Linked DNA regions of Mus musculus: region 1 is linked to region 2. A link is a loop called in an ENCODE intact Hi-C map of the cell type or tissue named here. Cell type or tissue: heart. All regions are shown on one strand. Links, peaks and the distances in the headings refer to the core of each region. The heading gives the core; the rest is flanking DNA. Region 1 holds the start of Nelfcd (negative elongation factor complex member C/D, Th1l). Region 2 holds the start of Prelid3b (PRELI domain containing 3B).

Evidence for each region. A loop is a pair of places that touch in the nucleus more often than their neighbours do. Peaks named below come from ENCODE experiments on the same cell type or tissue, not always from the same donor. Only the 100,000 strongest peaks of a DNase experiment are listed, where the experiment ranks them.
Region 1: a loop joins it to region 2, with 2.8 times the contacts of the local background. A loop is called at or near these places in 3 of 42 quality-filtered maps.

The regions. Positions count from the first base shown.
Region 1 is chr2:174,412,765-174,418,135 of GRCm38, reverse strand. Nelfcd (negative elongation factor complex member C/D, Th1l) reads right to left here and starts at 2,332. Exons shown (of 15, transcript NM_020580.3): 1 at 2,180-2,332. The coding sequence starts at 2,266. In heart, for the core only: no CTCF peak of the experiment used is centred there; a DNase peak (open chromatin) is centred at 2,295; H3K4me3 peaks cover 1,496 bases; H3K27ac peaks cover 919 bases.
Region 2 is chr2:174,470,000-174,475,370 of GRCm38, reverse strand. Prelid3b (PRELI domain containing 3B) reads left to right here and starts at 2,430. Exons shown (of 6, transcript NM_025531.2): 1 at 2,430-2,539. The coding sequence starts at 2,508. It overlaps Gm38546 (a long non-coding RNA gene), which reads right to left and starts at 2,360. Exons shown (of 2, transcript XR_867090.2): 1 at 1,782-2,360; 2 at 1,262-1,557. In heart, for the core only: a CTCF peak has its summit at 2,296; a DNase peak (open chromatin) is centred at 2,280; H3K4me3 peaks cover 2,126 bases; H3K27ac peaks cover 1,738 bases.

The DNA of each region.
Region 1 (5,371 bases), core at 227-5,226, 57 kb after region 2:
CACCATCCGGACTCAACAGCACTGTAGGCTCTCTACCTCGTCCTGTCCCCAAACCAGGGAAGATGGACCCAGCTCAAGTCTCCATCCTCCAGCCCTCTGGACTTTCGCCCCTTCAAGTACAGTCAGAGAATAGAGATGAAGCAAGTGGGCAAAGCGCAGGGGTGTGCAGTGTTTTCACACTGTCACATTCCCACCTACAGGCGTGCTGAACCACAGTCAGGACACCTAAGTCACAGGTGTGACACCCCACTAGCTCATCCCTCTCATTGGAGAGAACACATTAGGGTCAACAGGTCAAACCAGCGTCACTAAGACTGAAATTCAGTGCCAGGTATAGTGGCGCACACCTTTAATCCCAGCACTTGGGAGGCAGAGGCAGGCAGATTTCTGAGTTCGAAGCCAGCCTTGTCTACAAAGTGAGTTCCAGGACAGCCAGGGCTACACAGAGAAACCCTGTCTCGAAAAACCAAAAACAAAAAAAAAAAGGACTGAAATTCAGTGGACTCTAGGCCAGGGCCTGGCACGCCTAACCCTCAACAGACACAGAACATGGACGACAACCACCAAGCTAATCCACAGAGTACTTTCTTGTGTCTGTGTGGTCTCCTGAGATGTTCCTGTGTGTACATTGTCTGTGTGTAGATGTTAGAGATCAAGGTTGGGTGTCTTCTCCAGTCACTCTCCACACCCCTTTTTGAAGGTCTCTCGGTAACACGGACGGTTCAGCTGGCTGGCCAGGGGGCTCCAGGGATCCCCCGGTGCTGGATTACAGACAAGAGCTTTTTATGTGGATGATAGTTTCTGAACTCAGGACCTAGTGCTCCTGTGGCAAGCACAGTACTCGCTAAGCCATCCCCGACTCTTACTGAATCTGAACCACCTCAGTTACTGAGCCACTTAAGTGACACAAAGGACATCACTCTGAGTCTTCTTTCCTTCCTTATGCCCTGGGCAGGTGGCTGAGTCTTTCTGCCTTATTTTACTTATGAATAACACTCAATTCAAACTCTAGAACAGTGGTTCTCAGCCTTCCTAATGCTGCAACCCTTCAACACAGTTCCTCATGCTGTGGTGAACTCCACCTGTAAAATTACTTTTGTTGTTACTTCATAACTGTCATCTGCTACTGTTAGGAATCACAATGTGAATATGCAAGATATCTGATATGACCCCCACAGGGTCACAGCCCACAGGTTGAGAACTGCTGCTCTAGCGCCTAGCCTGCGATACCACACAAAAGCACTTAGCCCAACATCCAAATTAGCTAAATCCAACTCTATATATCCACCTCCGAGTTCCCAAGTGATGTAGTATGCTCTAGCATACAAACAGATGCCCAGGGTCTTATGTCCTACTGGTCAGCAGCTAGCTCTATAGGACCCCTGGAAGCTGCAACTGATGACTGACAGCTCCTGGTCCAGCAACCAACCAACCAACCACGGAGGGCTTCCCTCACTCGGTTCCAGAAACCCCTCACCTTTCCTCCATCACCCTCACTGCACCACTGACCACTCCACTGGTATACCTCACTGCATCCCATATTCATTCAAAGCTCATCTCACTTCCTGTAGAAAAGCCAAATTCCAGGGCCCCTACTCACTGTCCAGAAGGATATGGGAGGCTTAAGTCAGTCATACAGCTGGGTGGACTTCTGATTTCCTAACCCTGGTGTTTGGGGGGACACTGAACGATACCCGTTCCCCATCTCTCACCCAAATCTTGGACAGTCGGGGCTACGAGATCTTTCCTGTCCTGTACTCTAAGGATGAATGAAATCACCCAAAAGTGGAAAAAAAAGTTTGGTCTGTCCAGCACCGGAGAGTGTTTTCCCAACCCCAGAATGCTGCTGGAGTTTGGAGTTAGTTTGTTCACTGTATCACTGTGGTCCACTTCTCCCTTAGAGTCTGTCCTGCCCCCTCGGGCACCATGGCTTCTGCTTCGCAGAGATCAGCCCCAGGTGTCACTGGGAATCGGAATGCATGGGAAACTGAGGTCCCTAACGGGGCAGGACCGGCCCGAAGCCCTGAGTGCAGTTCCTGGACCCGCTTTGCTAGGGTCCGGGGTCGGAGGTCAGGGAGTCAAGGGTCACGGGTCCCCGTACCCGGGTCTGGCCGGAGCAGGAGCCGCGAGGACAGGACACAAACCCGGCTTCCTGGCGGAACGCCTACGGCCCTCTCACCTGGCCGCCGTCTGCCTCTTCGCCCCACTCTGAGGCATTCCCGAAGTAGTCTTCTCCCATAATTGTACCCGGCGCCGGACCCGCCATATCTGCCGCGTCTCCTCACTGCGCGTGCGCCGGACACAACAAATGGAAGAGCGCGTGCGCGGTTCTGGGCCTCAGGCAAGGCTAGAGAGGCGGAGTTGGAAAGGGGCGTGGTTACAGAGGAGGCGTGGCCTAGTCTTTGGCCTGCTGGGCGGGGAAACACCTTGTAGGATCTCTCATGAGCAAGATGGCTTGAGTCACAGCTTTATGTCTGCCCAGAACACTTCCAAGTTACCTTTTCTCCTTTTTAAGACAGGGTCTCGCCGGGCGCGGTGGCGCACGCCTTTAATCCCAGCACTCGGGAGGCAGAGGCAGGCGAATTTCTGAGTTCGAGGCCAGCCTGGTCTACAAAGTGAGTTCCAGGACAGCCAGAGCTATACAGAGAAACCCTGTCTCAAAAAAAAAAAAAAAAAAAAAAAAGACAGGGTCTCACTCGGAAGTGCAAGCATGCTTCCAGTTGCTATAAAAACCTCGAACCTTCAGTGAGCTTAAGCTTTGCCTGGACAGTGCAGCTGCCAACCGAGCAGGTATCACAGAAATGTTCGGATTTCTTTTACTATGGGCAAAAAGTACTCGGTGCATTGCAGAGCGAGATATAAAACATATTTCCAGTGGAGGAGGCCCTACAGCCTACAAAAGCCATGACTGGGCTCTGGAAAAGTGGACCCACTGAACACCTAGACTGAAGATACCTGGAGAGGCCTCCTGGCAGGTGGCCCCAAATCATCGATCGGGGAGGTTAACACCATGGGCTCTGGATGCAGACAGTGAGGAGAGGCTAGAGAAAAGAGCCAGCCATGTAGTACAGTCCTCAGGCACTGTCTGCAGAGCTGTTGGAATGCTATTTTACTTCTTCCTTCCTTCCATCATTTGACAAGTGTTTGTTGAATAACTCCTAAGTGCCTGGATCATTGATAACACCTGGAGTACAGTGACGTACTCAGGGACGAGATCCTTGCCACTTTGCCACCCATGATCCGAGGGAGCTAGCCTGCAAACAAAGGGGAGAAATGATAATACTGGATAACCAAAGTAAATAGTCTGTAATGATAGAAGAGACTTTCCCAAGATGCTCAGGGTGGCTCTTTCCATTCCAAATAACCTGGTGAAGAAAGTCCCCCACCAGAGCTTGTGGCACCCTGCATTGTAGTTGATGCCAGAGCCACCCAAGGTGACAACCACTTGCAAGGCTTTAGTCCGATGGCACATTGAAGCACTAGACACAGAGTTAGCAGGTAGTCAGCAGGAATTAGTTATTATAAAAGTTCATCTGGATTTTTGTTTAAGGAAAGTGATGGAACAGATATATCTGGAATGTCTAGCTATTTGCTACACCCAAAGAGGACTTATGGAGAGGAGGGAGGAAACCAGAGTTGCAGGGAGTGAGGAGGAAGGTGGAAAGGCAAGGAATGGTCTGGTAAGAGGCTACTTAGACTTCCAGTCTGTACACTCACAGATAGCCCAGCAGGAGGTAGGTTTCTGCCTGGGGACAAAGATGTGTTCAGGCTGAGGCCATTGGAGGCAACCCTGAAAGGCTTCTTTGCAGATGGTGGAAGGACCACTTTCCATCTCTCTGCTTGGTGGGTCTAGATCCAGCTCACATGATGAAGGAGCTTTAAGTTCAGGAGTGCCCTGCTATGGATTTGTTTCAGGCTCATTTTTATTTGTTTTCTGAAAATGTTGGGAATAATGAATGTCTGTTAAATTCCAACTATGGCTCTTAGATACTGTCTGAGTGGAAAGCAGGCAGATTCATTTATGAATAATTAATTGCACGTACAGAAGCAGGGATTGTCTAACTCACCTCTCCCTTAACCAATAAATGGCTAATTATGACAGTGGTTAACAAGCCTAGCAGCATTGCATCCAGCCTATGTCACTGTTGCTAGAATAACTGATCGCTAGCCTCCTGAGATACTACTGTTCTCTGGAAAGACTCATCCAGCCTGATTTCCTTAGCTTTCATTACCTGAAATTAATCCTCTAGTTATTTGTTCCCTTGGTTAAGAGGTCTATGGGAGGGCTGGAGAGATGACTCAGCAGGTAAGAGCTCTGACTGCTCTTCTGAAGGTCCTGAGTTCAAATCCCAGCAACCATATGGTGGCTCACAACCGCCCGTAATGAGATCTGACACCTTCTTCTGGCCTGTCTGAAGACAGCTACAGTATACTCACATACAATGAATAAATCTTTAAAATAAAAAAAAAGAGGTCTATGAGAGCTAGAAGTTGTGGTCTCATGTGATCCATTAAAGAAATATTCAGTGAGTGCCTCCCAGGTAGCATGGGCTAAGACCTGAGCTGGGCACACAGCCTGTCAATCACTAGGAAAGAGAAGAGAGAAAGGGGAATCTGTCACAGATAGGAAGGAAGGCAGAAGCCTAAAGCAGGGGTCATTCGGAAGTTTTCCAGGGAAATGTTGAGACTTAAGGTCCTGAAGCTGAAGGGTGAGGAGAGAAGAGAGACGCATGTTGACAGTGGGGTCACTGAGGGGCCTCAGCAGGGAAGCACTTGCCCCCAGCCTGGGGACACGTCAAAACATAAAGTCGGGGTGGGGAGAGCCGGGAGAGGGTGTCTGCAGCACCAGCCTCCCTGGACTTCCTCACAAGCTGTTCCTGCTGTCCATCGCCTTGGTTTGTCGCTCTTGGGCCCTGAGACTTGGACATGGACCTCTCTCCTACTTCCTCCTGCTAGGAAATCTCACCCACCCCTTATCTTCCAGACCACTATATGCTGTGAACCCTCATTTGCATTGTCAGCTTCCATGTCTTCTCAAAGTGTCTGGTCTTGAGTATTTAACCAGCAAACTGACTGTTAGCTTCACTGTTAGAGATCCGAAGGGCACTGCAGCATCTCCAGGAGAACCCCCAAGCTTAGTCCTTGCCCTTTCAGGTGGTCACCTCCATAGTCACCCACATCAGACACCTGCAAGTCACTTCTCACTTGTGTTCCCTTCCACTCCTGTGAAGCTTGTCACATCTTTCCATAGGTCTCCATCTTCGCTGCCAACACCTGAGTTCAGATTCATACCAACTCTCACCTGAGTGACTACCGAAGCTCAAACTGGTCTGGGGCCTAGTCCCTGGCTGTCACTTCTTCTCACCAGAGA
Region 2 (5,371 bases), core at 160-5,159:
ACTGAGCTGCAACAAGACTTCATCACACCACTCGGAATAGTATACAACATTAATCTCATGAATTATTGACTTCTACAGTTTTTCATTTAATATCTACAGTAGACCATGGATGGTTGAAGAATTATGGAAAACAAACCTACAGATAAAGGTGGATTATTGTATACCACACTGATCCAAAAAATTTAAGTAACTTTAAGATAAATTTAAATTTTATCAGATGAAATAATGATGCAAAGTATGACAAGTGGAGGGCGATTGAGCGAAGCTTCGAAATCAACGGATCAGAGGCCCAGTCAGAGTCAGAGCCAGAAGCAGGGCTTGTCATTGAGGCCCATTCACACCAGCTCCTCCTCACAGTCCATGGTCTCCCCGACATAGAGCCTTCTCTTTGGGTATCTTGTGGTTTTCTCTTGACTTGTCGTTTGTCCCCCACCAGTTGTGAAGTTCCTGGCAGGCGGGAGTCACAGGTGCCATCCCTGGGGCAGACTCAGGAGATCCAGTCACCGTATTCCAAATCAAGTCAATGTCCTAATGACTTCTCTCTCAATAAAAGGAACCATTACTAACATGACTCTTAAGGGTCTAAACACCTTGTTTTGCATCCTCAGTGAGCCTCTTAGTGTGTCCCTAGGAGGCAGTGATAGAAGGAAGACCTTGTTTTCCAAACCCCAAAGAGTTATTAGCATTTTTTAGTACAGGGAGACACAGAAAAGACCATCGGACCCCAGACATCCACCCACCTAACGATCCATCCCCATCACTCCAGATGAAGGAAGCAAAATCAGTAGACTGGTACAGTCATGTTTTGGAGAGCAATGGAAAAGAAGTAAGTTTTCTGGTATGACTTTGACAAAGAAAAAATCTTGAACTGGGGGCAAAGAAAGAAAAGAGAAAAGAGGAAGAGGAGGAGGAGGAGGAGGAGGAGGCAGAGGAGGCTGGCCAGCTAGCTGGTGAACAGCTTCATGAAGCTCTAGGGCAGCAGGGACTGACTGTTCTGTAGTGACTGCACTAGAGCCAGTAATACACAGCACTAACTTCACATCTTAACAAAGGCTGGGGCCCTCTCAGCAGCCCTTAAAACATTATCTCCCCAAGAAATCACTCAAAGTACTGAATATATATATATATAATCCCCCAGGTAAAACAAATTACACTTAGCAGCTACCAACCATATTATTTCCTTCCTGTCTAATATAATTTTTCTATCTTTTAAAATATAAACTGCTTTGGCTATTTTAAAAAAAAAAATGATCCACCCTCCTAAATTAACCTGGCTTTATTTGTTTTTAACAATTGAACAAACTAGGGACAAAGGGTAATTCTAAGTAGCTCTTTAAGTACCGAGATGCAAAGATTTTCCTCCAACTGTCATTTCAAAAGGCAAATTGTTCTGTCGGGAGGCACAGGATGCGGGGAACAGGGTGCGCAGAGGTGGGAAGCTACACCTGAAACCCAAGCCAAGCAGTTCGTCCATCTTACCCGGCACATCTCTGAATAGAACCACATGCCATCCGCTCCTGCCCCCTCACTTCTTAGTCATTCTCTCACGAATGTCATCTGTAATTATTAGGTACAGGGAGGAAATCACTGAACAAGCCTAGCAAGAGCCTCACCCTCACGTGCCTACAGACTAGAAGTCAAGCAGATAAACTAAATGGCCTAATTAATTCATTCCTCAAATAACTATTTCATTTTCAATAACCTTTAAACCCCTGCTATCCAGAGGTGCTGAGTGCCATGATGGAGACAGGCCAGGGCTGGCTTTCTGGGGGATGACTTACAATGGGAGCTAACAGATAAACAAGATGACTCCAGAGTGGTAATTGCTGAGGAATATGTAACAGGAAGTTGTGGAGGCACAGGAGGGCGTGGGCATCACTGAGAAATGGTGATGGAGATGACCTATGACCGTAGAGCAATTGGTCCAGCCCTGTCTGGGTGGCCTGTTCCACCAAGGGTAACCAACCCTGGGCTGGCAAGGGCACGGGTGCTGATTGAAACCACCCCTGTCCCGCCACCCCACTGCTTAGATTGAAGAGGTGGGACTAACTCTCTAAGACCACACCACAAAACCGTACTCTGGCAAACGCCGCCAGGCTCAGCCACATCCAATGAGAACTTTAGACACATATCAGCAACCCGCCAAACCAGCCAAAAAGTCCCGCCGCCAAGGCCCGCGCATGCGTAGTGCGGCGCCGGCCGGCCGCCTCACTTTTCGGCTCTGCGCCGGCGCACTGAGCCTTCACGAAGGAGGGACTTGATTGCGCCGAGCATGGGGGGCGGGGCTTGGTTGCTCTGAGCCAAGAAGACTGGGCAGGACTGCGCCGCGGGGCGGAGCCAAACCCGGCTTGGCTAGGCCGCGGGATGGCACTTCCGGGCGTCCTAGCGCCTGGCTCGACGGCGCCTGCGCGCTGCGAGGCCGGCCGGCCGGGACGGGGCGGGGCCGGCGAACTTCTGTGCCTCACTGTCCCCGGACACTGAGGGACACCGGGCAGGCAGCTGGCACCATGAAGATCTGGACTTCGGAGCACGTCTTTGAGTGAGTGTGGGTGCGGCGCCCGCCTCCGGCGCCCTCGGGGAACTTCCTGGCGTCGGGTGTAGCGAGACAAGCGGAGCTCGGGACTCGGGGGGATCGCCAAGGTCACGACCCCGACCCGAGCTAGGGCTCCCTGTCCCCAGGCCTGGGAATTCCTCCCACACCGTCGCCACTGACGGAAGACAAGAGCGGGCCGTCGAGCCTGATCCGGAAGTGACTCCAGGGGTCACAGAGCACGAGGCCCGAGGGCTTCACAGGGTTTTGGGGTGTCCTGAGCGCCGACGTATCCAGGGTATCCTGGAGTTTCCTGACTGATACCTGACAGACTCACCGGGACCTGACTGAACCCCGACGGCTTGTGGTGGCTGGAGTGCCCTGACTGATACCTGACAGACTCACGGTGTCGTGGCTGAACCCCAGTGATGGCATGATGGCCTGAGTGACCTGGGTTGTTCTGACTGAAATCCCCCATGTTATAGCGCCCCTCACCCCCACGGACATCTAGAAAGCTGGCCACCCACGTGGAGTGTCTTCCTGTTGGTCTCAGCTCATGCTACCATGATGCCAAACATTGATGACAGTCAATCTGGAGAGCAGATCTCTTGATTTCTTGATCAAGATCTCTTGATCTAGAGACCAGGGCCTGCTCTTGCAGATAATTTGTCACCTCTGTTTCCTATTCCTCTCAGCCATGACAGCTGACTGATAGCCAGTGTCTGCTATCACATCCAGTCACAGCTTTATGGTTCTCTGAACTTATAGTGGGAAACAGGATCAGAGTCAGTGGGGTGTTGGGAATTATACCACCCAGGTTCATGGTGCCACACACAAGAACAACAGAGCTTTCTACCTAAATAACTGGTTTACGCCTTGTTCCAGCCCTCCTTTCTGACTGATTTATTGTGCTCTATTCTACAATGTCATCTTGTCATAGTTATTGTTGACTTACATCCGAAACCACTTCCAGATGATCTGAGCTCCTTCACTCACTTGGCCAATGTTGCCACACTGTTTTAATAGTATAGCTTTATGGTGCCTTTTAATCTACAAATGCCAATCCTGATTACTGAGGGTAATTGTAAAAGAAGTTTTACATAGTAGATCATATCTGAGTACCTGCTGTGTCCCAGAAAGGACAAACTACTAGAACTAGAAGGGACTCTCAACGTTTGTACCACTTCTGGGACTGAGGGGCTGTGGTCCTTAGGATGCTGTCTGTTTCAGAACAAGGGGTTCTGGACCCCAGTCCTCTTCTACATCTGAATGCTTTGCTTCAGAGCTGTTGGCCCAAAGTGTCATCCTTAGAACTTAGAACTTGTTCCTCCCTTACGGTTCTCTACATCTATACTCTTTCCTCGGCTTGCCTCCCCCCTCACCCCCCCTACCCCAACCCTTGGATCCATCCCTTCCCTTTCCTAACGGCATGTGTTCAATGAAAGTCGGTCGTTGGTGATCCTAGTCTATTTTTGCCACAGACCTCTGGAGTAGATGAAAGCTGAAGGACCTGTCTTCTAGAAGATAGATACACAACTGCTCCCTGGGAGGAGCCCAGCAGTGCCTTGTATCCAGACCGGTTGGGCCACCCAAAGTCCCAGCCTACATGCACTTTGGCACCAGGATCTGTATGTCAGCCAGGATGGTGCTGCATGCCTGTAACCCTAACAGTTTGGGAGCCTGAGACAGGAGAATTCCCATGAATATCAGGCTAGCCTGAACATCCGGGTACACAGTGTGTGCTGGGCAGCCAGGACAGCATAGCAAGGCCACATCTCAAAACAGTAACAGAGACAGAAGCGCACTGAACTTCCCACTTCGCCTCCTGAATTGCAGTCTTGATGTCTTGCTTCCTTTTTCAGGGTTCCATCTTGAGAACATTGCTCTCTCAAGCAGGACTCTAGGTCATTCCTCATCCAACCTAGCTTGGATTTTTTTGGGCACTGTCTTCTTGAGAAGCCCTGATTAACCAGTCACTACCAAAGCTGCTTGGTATGTTTTTAGTCTCACTCCACCGATTTCCATACTGTCTGTGTCCTTGCTTTCTGAAGATGGATTTCAAACTCTACATATTGTATAAGTGAGCCTTAATTTGTTTTTAATCTCAAGCCCTATTCCACAGTCAACAAAGGTCTGTAAGTAGAAGCTTCATAAATCTAAACAGTCCCCAAATGGCAGTGATATAGGCCAAGGCCTCTTCTTGTCACTATGGCAACTATCTAAAATGAAAATCAGAGGAGGCCCTTCTTGGTCCCTCATCCAATCAGGAAGCATGGTTAGCTACCGACCATGCACTTATCTCCTCCCCCATTCTGAAAATTAATAAACATCCTGGGGCCACCGTGCCTTATTGTGGTTTTTCCATATCTCTTCTCTTCAGGCCAATAGGGAAACATCACTGTTGACCTAGCTCAAGCTTCACCAAGGGCAGATACATGATAGCTCGTGTCCCCGCAGTTAGGTTTATCTGCATTAACATAGCATCACTATGTGAAGAAGACCCTGGCCACAGCTGACTGGCCTGTCCAATCTCACTCCTGTAATGGGAACACTGGTAACTGACAGAAGTGGAAGCAGTTATCTTGGACAGGGCAGTGCCTAGGACAAACTGTACAATCAGTTGATGGGGGGGGGGGGGGGTCTCAAAACTTACTGCACACCTGAGCACCAATCATGTGTCGTGCCTCCGAAGTCCCCGAAAAATCCAAGCTGGGTTGGATGAAGAATCACAGTTTGCTCCCGGAGGCAGGTGATCATGCTAAAGGAGGTCATCAGGGCCTCCACCTTTCCTATTGCGCGGCCTTTGCAGAGCAGAAGCCAGACATGGAAAAAACAGCGGGG